Linked DNA regions of Homo sapiens: regions 2 and 3 are each linked to region 1. A link is a loop called in an ENCODE intact Hi-C map of the cell type or tissue named here. Cell type or tissue: PC-3. All regions are shown on one strand.

What was found. Peaks named below come from ENCODE experiments on the same cell type or tissue, not always from the same donor. Only the 100,000 strongest peaks of a DNase experiment are listed, where the experiment ranks them.
Region 2: a loop joins it to region 1, with 6 times the contacts of the local background. A loop is called at or near these places in 5 of 110 quality-filtered maps.
Region 3: a loop joins it to region 1, with 4 times the contacts of the local background. A loop is called at or near these places in 4 of 110 quality-filtered maps.

The regions. Positions count from the first base shown.
Region 1 is chr2:10,574,828-10,577,327 of GRCh38, reverse strand. All of the region lies in intron 20 of NOL10 (nucleolar protein 10), which reads left to right. Among named protein-coding and RNA genes, the nearest start is that of NOL10, 110 kb to the left of the region's middle. RefSeq lists an enhancer at 532-1,731. In PC-3, no CTCF peak of the experiment used is centred here; a DNase peak (open chromatin) is centred at 1,217; H3K4me3 peaks cover 297 bases; H3K27ac peaks cover 2,500 bases.
Region 2 is chr2:10,451,126-10,453,625 of GRCh38, reverse strand. It overlaps ODC1-DT (ODC1 divergent transcript), which reads right to left. Exons shown (of 5, transcript NR_110597.1): 3 at 1,157-1,345. Among named protein-coding and RNA genes, the nearest start is that of ODC1-DT, 2.6 kb to the right of the region's middle. In PC-3, no CTCF peak of the experiment used is centred here; a DNase peak (open chromatin) is centred at 1,085; H3K27ac peaks cover 2,353 bases.
Region 3 is chr2:10,492,420-10,494,919 of GRCh38, reverse strand. No RefSeq gene overlaps it. Among named protein-coding and RNA genes, the nearest start is that of ODC1-DT, 44 kb to the right of the region's middle. RefSeq lists enhancers at 1,019-1,158, 1,209-1,318, 1,329-1,378, 1,399-1,458. In PC-3, a CTCF peak has its summit at 1,375; a DNase peak (open chromatin) is centred at 1,049; H3K27ac peaks cover 2,364 bases.

The DNA of each region.
Region 1 (2,500 bases):
GGCTTATAAAGCAAAAGTCCCATCCTGACCCTCTAAAGATGTAGGGCTACTACATCCTGACCCTCTGAGGATGTAGGGCTACCTCGCATGTATATGGACTTTGAAGAAGACCGGGAATTGGCGAGTTCTGATAACTTGTGACAGTCACACCCAGCTTGCCCAGATACTATCATTTTAGAAGACAGACTACTCTGCCCGTGGTCATTCTATTCTAAATTGATTTATAAGATCCATTTTTTTTAGCCAGTGGTAATAATACCTGTCACATTGTAGGAGGAGTAAGCTGCTTAAATATTTACTGTTAACTGGATACAGTTTTATTTCTCAAAAAATTTTTTTCTCATTCAAAGTCAGTCCTCTTCAATATAGTCACCAAATAGAACAGAATGACAAAGATTTCATCCCTTTTTTTTTCCTTAAGCAGTAGTAGGGAGATTATTCTTTTTTAAAATTGAGATATAATTCACAGACCATATGCATCCTTTTAAAGTGTACAATTCAGTGGTTCTTAGTGTATTCACTGAGTTGGGCAACCATCACACTGTGTAATTCCAGAACATTTTCATCACCCCAGAAAGAAGCCCTATACCCTTTAGCATTTACCCCCATCTTTTCATCCGCCAGCCCCTGGCAACCACTAATCTACTTCCTGTCTCCATAGCTTTGCCTGTTCCGGGCATTTCATACAAATGGAATCATTCAATGTGAAGTCTTTCATAGCTGGCTTCTTTCACTGAGCATAATGTTTTCAAGGTTTATTCATTCAGTGGTGTAGCTTGCATTGGAATTGCATTTCTTTTTATGGCTCAATAATATACCATTGTACGTATATAACACATTTTGCTATTCATTCGTTTTTTAAGGGACACGGGTTGTGTTCTTTTGGGGTAAGCGATTAATAATTGGCTGTGAAAATGAATGTATAAATTTTTGCATGAACATGTGTTTTTATTTATCTTGGGTCTATACCTAGGAGCAGAATTGCTAGTGTAGCTATTTAACTTTTTGAGAAACCTGTCAGACTGTTTTCTGACAGTGGCTGCACCATTTTACATTCCCACCAAGCAGCGTATGAGGGTTGCAGGTTTTCCACATCCACACCAAACCTGTCTCTGTCGGTCATCTTTATTATAGCCATGCTAGTGGGTGTGAGTGGTGTGTTGTTTGATTTGCAGGTCCCTAATGACTAATGAGTTGAGCATTTTATCATGTGCTTATTGGTCATTTGTGTGTCATCTCTGGAGAACTACCTCATCACATCCTGTACCCATTCATCTCTGATTTCTCTAAAATTTTCCCAACGTGCATCCAGGAGGCTTGCCAAGTAATAAAAAACTTCATTATTCTAAGTGCAAAAAGCTTTTCAGTTAATTCTGTCTGCTGAGAGCAAATTTGCCCTCTTACATTTATCACTTACGTAAGCCAAATACACATTCAGAGGGACCTCATTGTGCCTGTTCCTAATTTCTTATCAATTTTCTTTATACCTGGAAACATTCGTTGATTCCCTCTGAAACTCAAGTGATGTCAAATGGGGCAGGAGCAGCACAGCCTGGAAGGATCCCAGGTCTGCAGCACAGCCACCTCAGCTCCTGCAGAGGCCCCTCTGCTGGGTTGAGTGAGCACCTACCTTGCAGTAACATGAAAATACAAGCCTTTTCCCACTGTTTCTAAATCGGGAGGTACTGAGTTGAAGATCAGTTTAAAATTTGTAGTAAAATGAAAATAAGATGGCTCTGAAATTATATTTTTGTTTATAAAAAAAGTATTAAGAATTGCTTTAAATGGCCTCATAACTGAATCAAGCAGAGGCTTTGAAACTGTTTTGAGGACTGTGTCAATTAATGTTTGATGTGTGTGTTTCCTTACTTGACAGACATTTTAATTATTAAATCTCAGTTTTACTTGAGTTCTAGTTTACAGTAAACTTTACTTATTCGGGCAGTTGTTCATAGAAGTCTCTTTTTATACTGCAGGTTAGATATGCTCAGGTAGAATCTTGAGTTTTTCCTATGTTTGCATATGTACCTCCTAAAATTTCAATAAAATTGAAGAGAGAAAATCCATGCTTTAATGTCGTTTAAAATTGTATAGTGGCAAAACTGGGATTCAGTCACAAATCTAATTTTAAAATGCCATTTAGTACAGTTCCTCATCAAGCCTGAGACTGTTGCTGATACAAATGTGCCTGTTTGCACCTGTCCTCCTCCTCCCTCTGTGACAGGAGTGCTGGAGGCTGTGGTGAAGTAGTCGGGAAGAGGAGGCAGAAGCACCCAGGAGAAGCGCTAATGGCCCATAGATCCTATCCTCCTGAATCCGCCACATGGCGGCAAGGCCTTCCAGATGCCGCCTTGGGAGAGAGGCTAGTCATAGTCCTTTTTCTGCATGGAAATTTGTCTGCAGAACAATAGTCACTGCTTACAAGCTCCTCTTGAAGCTCCTACCTTGGTGGAGAAAGTCTGGCAGAGCTTCCCAAAATGTGTTCCAGGAGATGTAAATG
Region 2 (2,500 bases), 120 kb after region 1:
CACGTGGGGAGAAATTCTCCTGAGCTAATCACTCGTATAGCAACCACAAATGACCACTTTTCAGCACAGCCTCGCTTGCTTTCTTTTGTTCCCAATAGCCCACAGGTGCTACTAAACCCAGTTTCAACTTGACAATATTGAATGGCTTTGTGAGCCAGGAACCAGGCTAGAAACTGAACATATGGAGAGAAGAAAATCATGGTCCTGATTTCAAAGGGAGAGTTGCGGGGAGGGGAAGGCAGGATGGAGGCAGGAAACAAAGGTGCCCACACCACGTGACCCACGTTACGATGGCAGGGGCAGGGTCTGTGGAACATCAGTGGCTCAGGGAGCTGGAGTGGCAAAAGAGGCTGGGAGGGTGGGCAGGGCAGGCCTCAGAGGGTCCTGGGTGCCAGGCTAAGGTGTTTGGACTTTACTCTGTGGACCCAGGGCCACCAGTGAAGGGCTTGAAACAGACAAGCCAAGTAGGCAGATGGCAAAGCTTCTGTCCACGTGTCGGATGGCATGTCTGAATACTGACTCGGTACAGGCTTAATGGGACTCTGACTTCTGCCCACTGAAAAAGACAAGGAAGTGGGAAGCAAAATAATGATAAACATCACTTTCCCCATGAAAATGAACTCCTCCAGGCCGGGTGCGGCGGCTCACACCTGTAATCCCAACACTTTGGGAGGCTGAGACGGGCGGATCATTTGAGGTCGGGAATTTGAGACCAGCCTGGCCAACATGGCGAAAACCTGTCTCTACTAAAAATACAAAAAATTAGCCAGGAGTGGTGGTGCACGCCTGTAGTCCCAGCTACTCAGGAGGCTGAGGCATAAGAATAACTTGAACCCAGGAGGCAGAGGCTGCAGTGAGCCAAGATTGTGCCACTGCACCACTCCAGCCTGGGTGACAGAGTAAGACTGTGTCTCAAAAAAAAAAAAAAAAAGTACTCTTCCAAACTCTCAGCCTCCAGACAAGGGCCCCCTCTTCTCTGCAACTGTGTGTGCCCACTGACCTGCCCCCAGGGCCCTTCTGGGCTCCAGGAGGCCCTGGCCTAGTTCCTATTTGGCTCCTTTCCCAGCAGCTTCCCAGTGAGCCACACCAGGGCTGGGGCAAGGTAGGGCCGTGATGTAACACTTTATAAAACAAACATCCTGGGACTTCCACTTACACATGGGCGTCCTCTGCTTCCAGCAGATCCTTTTGGAGGAGCTCCACTTTTCTGATGATGCCACCATTGCTCAGAGGAAGGAAGGCCTCCCTGAAAGCTGCTTTCTATGCCTCAGGCACGCCATTTGGATTATGGGCAGAGATGGCACACTTTCCACCTTGGAGGGTGGATTGGATTTTTCGGAAACACCTAAAACCATTCAAAGGGCAAGGTTAAAGGACTGGTGAGTGACTGAGCTAAGGAAAACTATTTTTGGCCAAACATCCAGATGGGACTAGAGCATCTGTGACTAGTCCCCATTACCCAGGTGTCCTGAGTTAGGGCACCCTTGCCAGGGCAGAAGCTAACCTCCCAAAGTCCTCATGGGGCTGGAGGTCATGAGCCTCACTCCACAGTCCACTCTTCTATGCTTCTGGAAGAAGTTTGGTGAAGTAGAGTACAACCACGGACACGTAAGCAGCGCCCAAACCCATTTTCCAGAAAGCTCTCAATGTCAAACTTTCCAATACTGAGTAAATGGATACACAAATGCTTGCTGGTTATTGTCTTCTATGTGACCTACTTCTTTTTGATAAGGGTGAGGCCAGGCGCGGTGGCTCACGCCTATCATCCCAGCACTTTGGGAGGCCAAGGCAGGCAGATCACTTGAGGTCAGGAGTTTGAGACCAGCCTGGCCAACATGGTGAAACCCCATCTCTACTAAAAATAGAGAAATCAGCTGGATGTGGTGGTGGGCGCCTGGATTCCCAGCTACTCAGGAGGCTGAGGCAGGAGAATTGCTTGAAACTGGGAGGCAGAGGTTGCAGTGAGCCAGTATTGCGCCACTGCACTCCAGCCTGGGCAACAGAGCAAGCCTCTTGACTCAAATAATAATAATAATAATGATAAGGGTGACTGCTTAAGTCTGCAATCACTATATACCTTTATAAGCCTTTTCATGTAAGTTAGCAAAGAAGAAAAAAGATACTTCCTTCATCAGACATGTTTTTGGTTTTGGTTTAGAAAACTTGGTCAGTGGATTTATACAGAACTCTGTGAAATAAGTAGATTCTTAGAACATTAGAAGGAAAGAAGAACCTGAGCTTTCAGCCAGTCCAACCACCCCATTTTCAGAAAGGTAGTCTGGAACCCAGAGAGACAGAGTGATGTCCAAACTTTCATAATGAGCGGGGCAGAGCGGCGGGGGGGTGGTAAGGGGGCCCAAGGAATCCTAAGAAAATGGGAGTTGGTCCCAGAACTTAGGTGAGATGACTAAGCTCTTAGAAGCATGTCCAGTGTAGTATCTAATGTTTTTATTCACTCTTTTAGCACCACACATAGAAGTCTCATCTCTGGCCAGGCACA
Region 3 (2,500 bases), 82 kb after region 1:
TTTGCCTAACTCTGCACCCAGAGGAAACCCCTCTGGAGGACAGTGGGCAAATCCCATCCCTCTTGCCCTTCCGTGACCGGCATGTGGCAGGCACGGGGAGCCTTGTTAACCACGGTGACTGATGACGCAGATGTGGGACAAGCAGGGAACGCCAGTGCTGGGCTCCCAGGTGGGGAAGCAGCTCCCTCCTGCGGCCTGCCCCTCACCTGGCCCACCTGCAAGGCTCTGTGGCCAGTTGGGCCCCTTCCCCAGCAGCTAAGTGGATGCAACCCTGGTGGGGTTTTACCCCAGCCTGGCTGGCCCTTGCCCTCGACTGCTCTTCCTTGGGAACTGCTGTTGTGCCTCTGGTGTGGATTGGTCCTGGCCCGCCCCAGCCCTGGCCTCCCCGACTGGCTTCCGAAGACATGTCTGTGACCTGTGATCCATAGGGGCAGGCTCAGCTCATGGGGTTTTGATCCAGCTGCTGGACTTCCATGGCCCACGTCTGGAAAAGGCCCTGGCTGTCCACCCACAGCCCCATCCTTCTGCAGAGCCCCCACCCCTCTTGTCCTGACTGTGGGGCCCACCCATGTGGCCAACATCAGGTCCGAAGACCTGGGTTCTGTTCCCAGCTCCACCAATTCTAAGTTGGCATTCACGAACTTAGAACAGACACGTCACCTCTGTGAGCCTCAGTTTCCTTGCTAGGTCATTGCTGAGCGGGGGGCACGGCCACTCACGGAGGGCCATTGCGTGGTGGTAAGGTACACATGTACGGAAGGGAGGGTGACTCTTAGACAGCACCAGCCTCAGTCCACAGGCACTGGCCTCAGTCCACAGTCTTATTGTGCCAAGGGTCGGTCTCCGTGACTCTCACCGTGGCAGCCTGCACGCTGTTAGAAGCTGGACTCATCTACTTTGGATTGTAGCCAGCTCTAAGGGTCTCATTTGTGACGTGTGTGTGTTCTAGAGACAGCTTGAGTCCACAGCACAGTCCCTCATTCTGCAAAAGCAAAGCTGGCTCAGCCTCACTGCCTCCCTGGATGGCTTATGGGTGAATCAGTGGGACGGTTTACAGGTGCTGTTGAGTAACCATCCTCTCGGGGGGTTCCCCTCGCTCCAGGATGTGGCATGCAGAAAGCTGCCGCCCCGGCATGAGCCTGGCCCCAGCGTCATCGCCCAAGTTGTGTAAATAGCCAGCCAGTGAGGCATGCAAAGGGTAGGGGCTGCTGAGGCAGAGGCTTCCGGGGAGAGGTGGCACAGGGCCGGGGGCGAGAAGCGCTGAGGCTCCTGGAACTGTGACTGGTGGTTCCCACGCAGGGCCAGGCTCTCCAAGGGCCAGTTCTCATATTTGGTTGTTGATGTTTGGGTATGGAAATGTCAGCCCAGGGAAAGGCAGGCTTGCCTCCTAATGGACAGAGTTGTTGCCAGGGATGAGACACCTGCTTCCTTGTGGTTAAAGGGCTTGGCACCTGGGAGGCGGCACAAGACTTAGGCCTAGGAGGATCATTCATGATCAGCTGGGTCAGCAAATCCTTGACTGAGCACCTACTATACGCTCATGAGTGTGTCTCTGAATCCATTGTAAAATTACAGGGTTTTAGGGTCAGAAAGGACTCATAGTCATCTAGTCAATCCTGCCTTCCAAAGCCTGTGTGTGAACAATCTCTCCAGTAGCTCTCCTGGGCAGTGGCACAATCTCTGCTTTGTTAAATACTCCCAGCGATGTGGAACTCACTGCCACTGGAAGTAGCTAGTGCTGTCTCATAGCAGCTTTTTTTTTTTTTCTTTTTTTGAGACAGAGCTTCCCTCTTGTTGCCCAGGCTGGAGTGCAATGGCACGATCTCAGCTCACTGCAACCTCCACCTCCTGGGTTCAAGCGATTCTCCTGCCTCAGCCTCCTAAGTAGCTGGGATTATAGGTGCCTGCCATCATGCCCAGATAATTTTTTGTATTTTTAGTAGAGATGGGGTTTCACTATATTGGCCAGGCTGGTATCAAACTCCTGACCTCAGGCAATCCACCCACCTTGGCCTCCCAAAGTGCTGGGATTACTGGTGTGAGCCACCGTGCCGAGCCAGCAGCTTCTTATTCTAAGGAAGGATTTTCCATACCCAAGAGTTTTGATGGAGCCTACAGAGCCGCAGGTTCCTCATCTACCTGCCAGTCCTCCAGGTGTTTCAACACAAAGCCAGTGCTGCTGCTTCTCCCTCTCACTGTCCTTGTCAATTGAGATATAATTTATATACCATAAAAGTGCTTTTAATGGGTACCGGTCCATGGCTTTAGAATATATTCACAAGGTGCTGCAACCATCACCATGATGTGATTCCAGATATTTTCATCGCCCCCAAAAGAAACTCCTCACCACTACCTCCACCCCAGCTCCTGGAAACCAGTGACCTACCTCCTGGTCTATAGATTTGCCTATTCTGGACATTTCATACAAATGGAATCACAAAATATGTGGCCTTTTGTGTCTGGCTTCTTTTGCTCAGCATAATATTTTCAAGGTTTATCC